Regions from separate parts of the Homo sapiens genome. Here all the other regions are linked to region 2. A link is an interaction called in ENCODE POLR2A ChIA-PET data of the cell type or tissue named here. Cell type or tissue: PC-9. All regions are shown on one strand. Region 1 has its middle 5.9 kb from the start of MIR328. Region 2 overlaps SLC9A5 (solute carrier family 9 member A5). Region 3 holds the start of E2F4 (E2F transcription factor 4).

Evidence for each region. ChIA-PET counts read pairs that join two places held together with the same protein. Peaks named below come from ENCODE experiments on the same cell type or tissue, not always from the same donor. Only the 100,000 strongest peaks of a DNase experiment are listed, where the experiment ranks them.
Region 1: POLR2A ChIA-PET joins it to region 2 with 7 read pairs; 5 of 35 experiments call an interaction of 5 or more read pairs at or near these places.
Region 3: POLR2A ChIA-PET joins it to region 2 with 5 read pairs; 4 of 35 experiments call an interaction of 5 or more read pairs at or near these places.

Annotation. Positions count from the first base shown.
Region 1 is chr16:67,207,018-67,209,517 of GRCh38, forward strand. It overlaps the pseudogene FBXL9P. Among named protein-coding and RNA genes, the nearest start is that of MIR328, 5.9 kb to the left of the region's middle. RefSeq lists enhancers at 466-1,033, 1,034-1,600. In PC-9, no CTCF peak of the experiment used is centred here; a DNase peak (open chromatin) is centred at 984; H3K27ac peaks cover 1,904 bases.
Region 2 is chr16:67,267,298-67,269,797 of GRCh38, forward strand. All of the region lies in intron 15 of SLC9A5 (solute carrier family 9 member A5), which reads left to right. All of the region lies in intron 2 of LOC124903701 (a long non-coding RNA gene), which reads right to left. Among named protein-coding and RNA genes, the nearest start is that of PLEKHG4, 11 kb to the right of the region's middle. In PC-9, no CTCF peak of the experiment used is centred here; a DNase peak (open chromatin) is centred at 1,134.
Region 3 is chr16:67,191,168-67,193,667 of GRCh38, forward strand. E2F4 (E2F transcription factor 4) reads left to right here and starts at 988. Exons shown (of 10, transcript NM_001950.4): 1 at 988-1,195; 2 at 1,594-1,703; 3 at 1,842-2,003; 4 at 2,305-2,348. The coding sequence starts at 1,061. RefSeq lists enhancers at 711-1,641, 810-949, 2,030-2,139 and a silencer at 1,040-1,229. In PC-9, no CTCF peak of the experiment used is centred here; a DNase peak (open chromatin) is centred at 944; H3K4me3 peaks cover 2,309 bases.

The sequences.
Region 1 (2,500 bases), 60 kb before region 2:
GGCTGTGGGCCAGGCCTGAGGAAGGAGCGTGCCTCAGGGTTTTCTCCGCCTGCCCCAGGGCCACTTCAGCTGAAGCTGGGAGGGGAGGGGCCCTTTAGTCTGAGAACTTAAGACAAGGAGGTACTATCTGGAATGTTTAATCTTAGGATTTACAGCACAGACCTAGGCTCAGCTGCTGAAGCTCAGTGCACACAGGGTGCTGGGAGAGTCCCACAGGAGTAGGTGGAGCCCGGCCTTAGGTCTGAGAGGAGGGCAGGCAAGAGGCAGAGGCTCTGCTCCTCCCAGCACCAGACCCTGCCCGCTGGGGGCCTGGCCTCCCACCCAGGGCTTGGCCAGAGAGCAGGAGCCTGTGGCGGCAACACGTAGGTAGCATTTCCAGGGGCCTGTGGCAGCGACGTGTAGCTGGAAAGAGGCTACTGCCAGGCGGTGTGGCAGGATGTTCCCTCTGGGCTGCCCTGGATTGGCCCCACCCCCAGTCCTAGAGGGTCTGCAGTAGAGGGAGGCAAAAAGCAACCCGGGTCAAGGCCAGGGTTGGAGACTGGGGGAGTCAAGGAGGCTGTGCTGCAGGGCTGGTTACTGACCTGGCCTCAGAGTGTTAGGGTCAGGTCAGCCCCTCCCACGAAGCGGGACTGGACACAGGACACCTGGGGCAGCTGGGCTTGGAAGCGTCTGACGGCGGCCATGTTGATGCCAGGGCACGTGGCCACATCCAACACCCGGAGCTGCCTGCACGCCTGCCCAATAGCATCCAGTGTCCTGTGGGGAGGCCACCTGATGAGTGCCTGGCCCGGTGTGGGACCCAGCCCAGCCCCTGCACCGTGGCTCCATCTGCCTGGTGTCATCGGACACACTTACTGCTCTATGAGCTGACTGCAGCTGGACAGGTTGAGATGCTGCAGCCTTGGCCAGGAGCTGGCTGCCTGGGCCCAGCCCTTGTCACTGAGTCGGCTGCAGTGACTCAGCGCCAAGTGCTCCAGGCTAGGACAGCCCCTGGCCACAGCAACCAAGCCGTTGTCTGTGAGTTCTGGCAACAGGCTAAGGGACAGCTGCCTCAGCTGGAGAAACTGGAGCACCTACAAGGATGGGGAGGGTAGGGGAGAGGTAAATGCCACTGGAGCCCACAGCCTTGGCCTTTCCAGATCCTCCCACCCCAGCCAGGGCGTGACTAGAGGCAGCAGAAGCCAATGAAAAAGGAACTCCAAGGTCAACTTTTTTCCAAGCAAAAAGTGGGTTGGCCCAGACCCCTGACTTCAGCCCCCAGATCCTCAGCCTACCCGCACCCCCAGCCCCACACCTTGGCTAAACTGGCATCAGTCAGCTTGCTGCAGGCTGTGAGGTCCAACTCCTGCAGGGCCCGCAGCGTGAGCAGGGAGGGGCCCTGTGGCTCTGGACAGGCGTCCTTGGTACCTGAGGCCTGATGCTCCAGCTCTGGGCGTGACTGTGGGAAGAAGCCTTTGCTTCTCAGGTTCCTCCTGAGTTTGCCCTTAAATACTCCTACAGAGACTTGGGAGGGGCAGGAGGGCAGCTGATCCCAGGGGCCACCCCGTCCTCCAAGACCTCGAGGGTCCCACACCTGGGTCCCCTGCACAGGCTCCCCCAGCCCCCGAAGCCCCCAGTCACAGAGCTCCCTGCACCACGCCAGGCGCAGGACTGAGAGGTGGGTGAGGTAGGTGCAGATGGCCTGCAGGGTCCTGTTGGTGAGGGCCACACAGGAGGACAGGTCTAGCACCCTGAGGCTCAGGCCCAGTGCTGGGATCATGGAGAGCACTGAGGCATCCTAGGAGGGAGGAAGGGAGGAGACAGGATGGAGCACCAGCTGGTTGCCTATGCCACCTGGCCTGGCAGGGGTAGCTAGAAAGGGTCTGTTCAAGGTTCTCACCCCACAGGCAGGAGGGAGCTACCAGAGGGTCCAAGGAAGGAAGAAACATGGTCCCTGTGCTGGTAGTGAAAGTTGGGGGTGGACAGGGTGGGCCATGGGGGTTGCCACAGGAAAAAGGCCTGGACTGTGGCTGGGGCAGGAAGGATGCAGGTGGCAAGGCCTAGGGTGGCCACCCTGCCTATGCTCCCAGCCCCTGCCAAAAAAGTGAATGAGGCCACCTCAGACCACAGCTCACAACTGGACCAGCCAGTTGACCCTGCTAAGCCAATCGGAGTTGCTCCCTCTAGAGCTGGACGCAAAACAGTGAGATGTAGGTAGAGCTGCCAGCTGCCAGAGCAGTTAGGGACGGGGAGCAGGAGCTAAGGGCAGAGTAGAGGAGGCTGGTTTGTAGAGAGATGCACAGAGGGGAGCTTCAGGGACACAAGAACTTGAGGCCTGGAGGCAGCAGCTGAGAGGACACGGGGATGTTGTACTACATATCTGACGTGCTTGGTGCCAAAGAGGAGGAGTAAGGCCGGGAAGAGAGGCGCTTGGAGGGGAACAAGGTGGAGAGACGGTTTTTAGGTTGGGAATGCCCTGGTCAAATGGACAGGCTGAAGAAATAATCCGCTAAAGAGGGAC
Region 2 (2,500 bases):
CTGGTTTCGAACTCCTGACCTCAGGTGATCTGCCCTCCTCGGCCTCCCAAAGTGCTGGGATTACAGGCATGAGCCACCGTGCTCAGCACCCAGCTGATTTTTAAAAATTGTTTGTAGAGATGAGGTTTCACTGTGTTGCCCAGGCTGGTCTCAAACTCCTGGCAGTCTTCCCTCCTTGGCCTCCCAAAATGCTGGGATTGCAGGTGTCAGCCACCGTGCCCACCCACACCCTTTCAAGGCCATGCTGCCTCCCTTTGTAGTCTAGTGAGGAATAGGAGGTGGTGAGCAAACCATGGGCTCTGTTGAGACCCATGCCCTCAAGTAGATCCCCAGGTGAAGGTGGCAGCCTGACCTGGAGGAGCAGCCTGAATTCATCAAAATGGAGTTATTGTGGACAAAAATACAGTATATAAGCATTTTTCTGTATGTATAGAGACCTAATTCACTCATATTGTTAGTATCACTGGTGGTTGGCACCCTCAAGTGTCTTTAAACATTTTTTATTATAGAAAATTTCAAAATATACAATGATAGAACTATAAAATAAACTCCCATCTATCCATTATCCAGCTTCAATAATTACCTACTCATAGCCAATCTTATTTCACCTAAACCTCACCTATGCCCCACCCTCCACTGGGTTCCTTTGATGCAAGTCTCAAATATCATATCACTTTATCAATAAATACTTCAGTACATGTCTCTAAAATATAAGGATTCTTTTTTTTTCTTTCAAGATGGTCTCTCTCTGTCACCCAGGCTGGAGTGCAGTGGTGCGATCATAGCTCACTGCAGCCTTGAATGCCCCGACTTAAGCAGTCCTTTTGCCTTAGCCTCCCGAGTAGCTGGGACTACAGGCACACACCATCATGCCCAGCCTTTTTTTTTTTTTTTTTTCTGGTAGAGATGAGGCCTTGTTATGTTGCCCAGGCTAGTCTTAAAGTCCTGAGCTCAAGTGATCTTTACTTCTCAGCCTCCTAAAGTGATGAGATGAAAGGCGTGAACTACCATGCCCAGCCAGATAAGGATTTTTTTTTTTTTTTTTTTGAGTTAGGATCTCTCTTTGACACCCAAGCAAGAGTGCAGTGGCCGGATCATGACTCACTGCTTCCTCAACCTCTTGGGCTCAAGCCACTCCACCCGGCCTCAGATAAGGATTCCTGATGCATGCCTCTAGTCAATTGACCCCAGGAGGCTGAGGCTGCAGTGAGCTATGATCACGCCACTACACTCCAGCCTGGGCAACAGAACAACACTCTGTCTCTTGGGGAAGAAAAAAGGATTCTTTAAAAAATATGTAACCACAATGCCTTTCCCATATCTAAAAATCTGTCATCAAACATCGTTCAAATTTCCCTGATTATATATATATATATATATATATATATATATATATATATATATATATATATATTTTTACAGTAGGCTTGTCCAATGTCCCTTTTAACCTATAGCAGTGATTCTCCAGGGGGATGGTGGTGGAGTGATTTTGCTCCCCCAGGGGACATTTGGCAATGCCCAGAGACATTTTTGGTTGTCACAACTGGGGAGGATGGCCTTGGATGGAGGGGTAGAGGCCAGGGATGCTGCTAAACATCCTACAATGAACAGGACAACCCTCACCAGCAAAGGAGTAGCTGTCCCAAAATGTCAAGTGTCAACTTTGATAAACCCTGATCCATAGTTTCCCCCAAACCCCCTACTTTTTTTTCTTCACGATGTATTTACTGAAGAAACCTGCTTATTTGTCCTACAGTCTTTCTCTGTCTGGATTTTGTTGGTTGCATCCCCAAAGTGTCATTTAATATGTTTCTCTGTCTCTTAAATTTCCTTTAAACCAGTAAATCCACAGGCAGTGGCTCACACCTATAATTCCAGCACTTCGGGAGGCCAAGGTGTGCAGATCACCTGAGGTCAGGAGTTTGAGACCAGTCTGGCCAACATGGTGAAAACCTGTCTCTACTAAAAATACGAAAAAAAAAAAATTAGCTAGGCATGGTGGTGGGCACCTGTAATCCCAGCTACTCTGGAGGCTGAGATGGGAGAATAGCTTGAACCTGAGAGGTGGAGACTGCAGTGAGCTGAGATCGTGCCTCTACACTCTAGCCTAGGTGACAGAGCAAGACTCCATCTCAAACAAACAAAAAAACAAAAAACCTCGCCTCATCAATTATTTGGTTACTTTGAGGTACAGTTCACCCAGTAAATGCTTGATTCTTTCATTTATCAGTTTTCAGACCAAAGAATTCATTCCCTAGCAGCCTGTAAAGGTGAATACCAAAGGTTTTTTGTTTTACACTTTTTGTTGTTGTTATCGCATTTTAATATTCCAGGTCTTTCAAGAGATACCATTTTACTTTTAATCATAGCATCAATACATTTCACACATGTACTCAAACAGAAGCTTATTGGGCTGCTCAGGACTTTATCGATGAACAGATACAGGCTGTACTGTACTTTGGAGAGCTGGGGTGGTTGGTGGCCAGAGGAATTCTCTTTC
Region 3 (2,500 bases), 76 kb before region 2:
AGACCCACATCTCTAAAAAACTAAAAATAAATGAGCCGGGCATGGTGGTGCATGCCTGTGGTCCCAGCTACTTGGGAGGCTGAGGTGGGAGAATCGCTTGGGCCCAGGAAGCTGAGACGGCATTGATCTTGCCACTGCACTCCGGCCTGGGCAACAGAGTGAGACCCTGTCTCAAAAAAAAAAAGTGTGGATCCCCAACAAACTTGCTGCAAAACCCTATCTCGAGTCCCATTTCCCAGAGGACCTGATCTAAAAGAAACAATAATAAATAGTAACAATGTTAAAAGTTACAAAATGACCGTATCACACATTCCTGCATGCCAGGAATGACTGAGTGCTTTACTGATATTTACACATAGGTAAACACGTTTGCATTGGCTGAAGTGTTCATAACCCCATAGTCTCTGAGCACTGTACTGTGAGGACAAGACGAGCGAAAGATGAGGCTAGGACCATGGGTGGAACAAGGTGGACAAGGTAGATATAGTTAGTGCTTGCTGTTTGGCAGGAAGTGAGGGATAGGAATAGATGGGGTGACCCCAAGACAGTAGGGCAGCCTTTAGGAACAGGTTTGATGTGGCAGTAAAATGAGTTTGAAATATATAAAAGAATAAATAAAGAGAAAAAAATGGAAAAGGAACAGGTTTGAGGGAGCAGATTGGATTAGTCAGGTAGTGTGGTCTCCTCTCCCAAGATGGGGACTAGGCAGAGTTAGTGATGTTGGGGCAGATTGGCAAGGAAAGTTCCGATGGCGTCCCCTTCTCTACTGCCAGGGCGGCCCACTGACGCCCTTCTCATTCCTCCCCAACTTCATCCCAACTCCCCGGTCTACCCAGGTAGTTTTCGTCTTATTCGGAGGCTGGACATTTGCTACTGGTCCCTGAAGTTTTGCGGCTGCACCCACAGACAGCAATAGCGCCACGTTCCCTGGAAGGCGCACGGGACGGAAGCGGAAGCAGTAACGCTGGCTCCGGCTGCCCGGCGGCCAGGAACGGAAGCGGAAGTGGCGGCGGCGCCGGCCTGGCCTGGCCTGGCTGAGGGGAGGCGGCGGGCGGGCGCGATGGCGGAGGCCGGGCCACAGGCGCCGCCGCCCCCGGGCACTCCAAGCCGGCACGAAAAGAGCCTGGGACTGCTCACCACCAAGTTCGTGTCCCTTCTGCAGGAGGCCAAGGACGGCGTGCTTGACCTCAAGCTGGTGCGGCCTGGGCTAAGGGGAGACAAGGGAGGCTGGTGGACCAGGCCTGGGCCGGTAGCGGGAACCCCGGGGGCGGCCCAGCTGGGTCCTCCGAGAGCCGGCCGCCATCGTGTGCTTTCTCACAGGAGAGAAGCCGGGGGATGTTTCATTCATTCGGCCGAGGCCATCGAGCTACAGCTATGGGCCAGGCTCGGGCTGCAGGTGTTCGTCCTCGTGGCCCTTCCTGGCTGGCGAGGAGAAGAGCTGCCTATGGGACAGAGCTGCGGTCCTGAGCTGCAGTAGCGCCTGGGAGGCACTACAGGGTTGGAATCCAGATTACTCCCTTCCCAGACCACGTCTCAGGGTGGCTGGGGGTACACCCCAGAGTGGGGCTGAGCATTCTCCATTCTCTCTGCCAGGCAGCTGACACCCTAGCTGTACGCCAGAAGCGGCGGATTTACGACATTACCAATGTTTTGGAAGGTATCGGGCTAATCGAGAAAAAGTCCAAGAACAGCATCCAGTGGAAGTGAGTGGGCATAGTGGGAGGGTAGTAGAGTCTCCCACCCAGAAGTGTCGGGCGTGGGGTGGAGGGTGCCGAAGAAGGCAGGGGCCATGGGACCCAGAGTTCTCAGCAGTCCCTCTCAGCCCCACTCCCTGGGCTCAGGGGTGTGGGGCCTGGCTGCAATACCCGGGAGATTGCTGACAAACTGATTGAGCTCAAGGCAGAGATCGAGGAGCTGCAGCAGCGGGAGCAAGAACTAGACCAGCACAAGGTGTGGGTGCAGCAGAGCATCCGGAACGTCACAGAGGACGTGCAGAACAGCTGATATCCTCCTGGCGGTCCCTGCTGGGGGGAGTGGGCAAGGGGCCCTCTGGTTCAACTTGCCCTGAGTCCTGTTCCTCTTGGGAGTTTGTCTTATAGCCACTGGCCATGGCCCAGCCTCAGGCTCCCTCCTCAGAGCCCCTCCCCTTCCACTCTTAGCCTGTGATCCCTCCCCCGGTGGACCTGAGTCCCCAGAACGGTCTCTGAGGGCCTGTGTGTCAGACCTTAGCTAAAGAATTGGGTCTTTTCTGTAGTCTGCCATCTGTCACCATAGGGCATCAGCCATTCTCCTTAACCCTCACACTTTGGCCTACGTCACTCATGAGGACATCTGCAGATGCTTTGCTGGTGAGCAGAGCCTGGGTAGGGGTAAGGGGGTGGGCTGGGCTCAGCCAAAGTCCTGAGCACTGGGCTCAGTGTCTTAGGAGAGTTCTGTCTCTTAAGAGGGTTTCTGGGGCCTGCTCAGAGAGGAACCAGGCAGGGTAAGTCTTCTGTCTGAG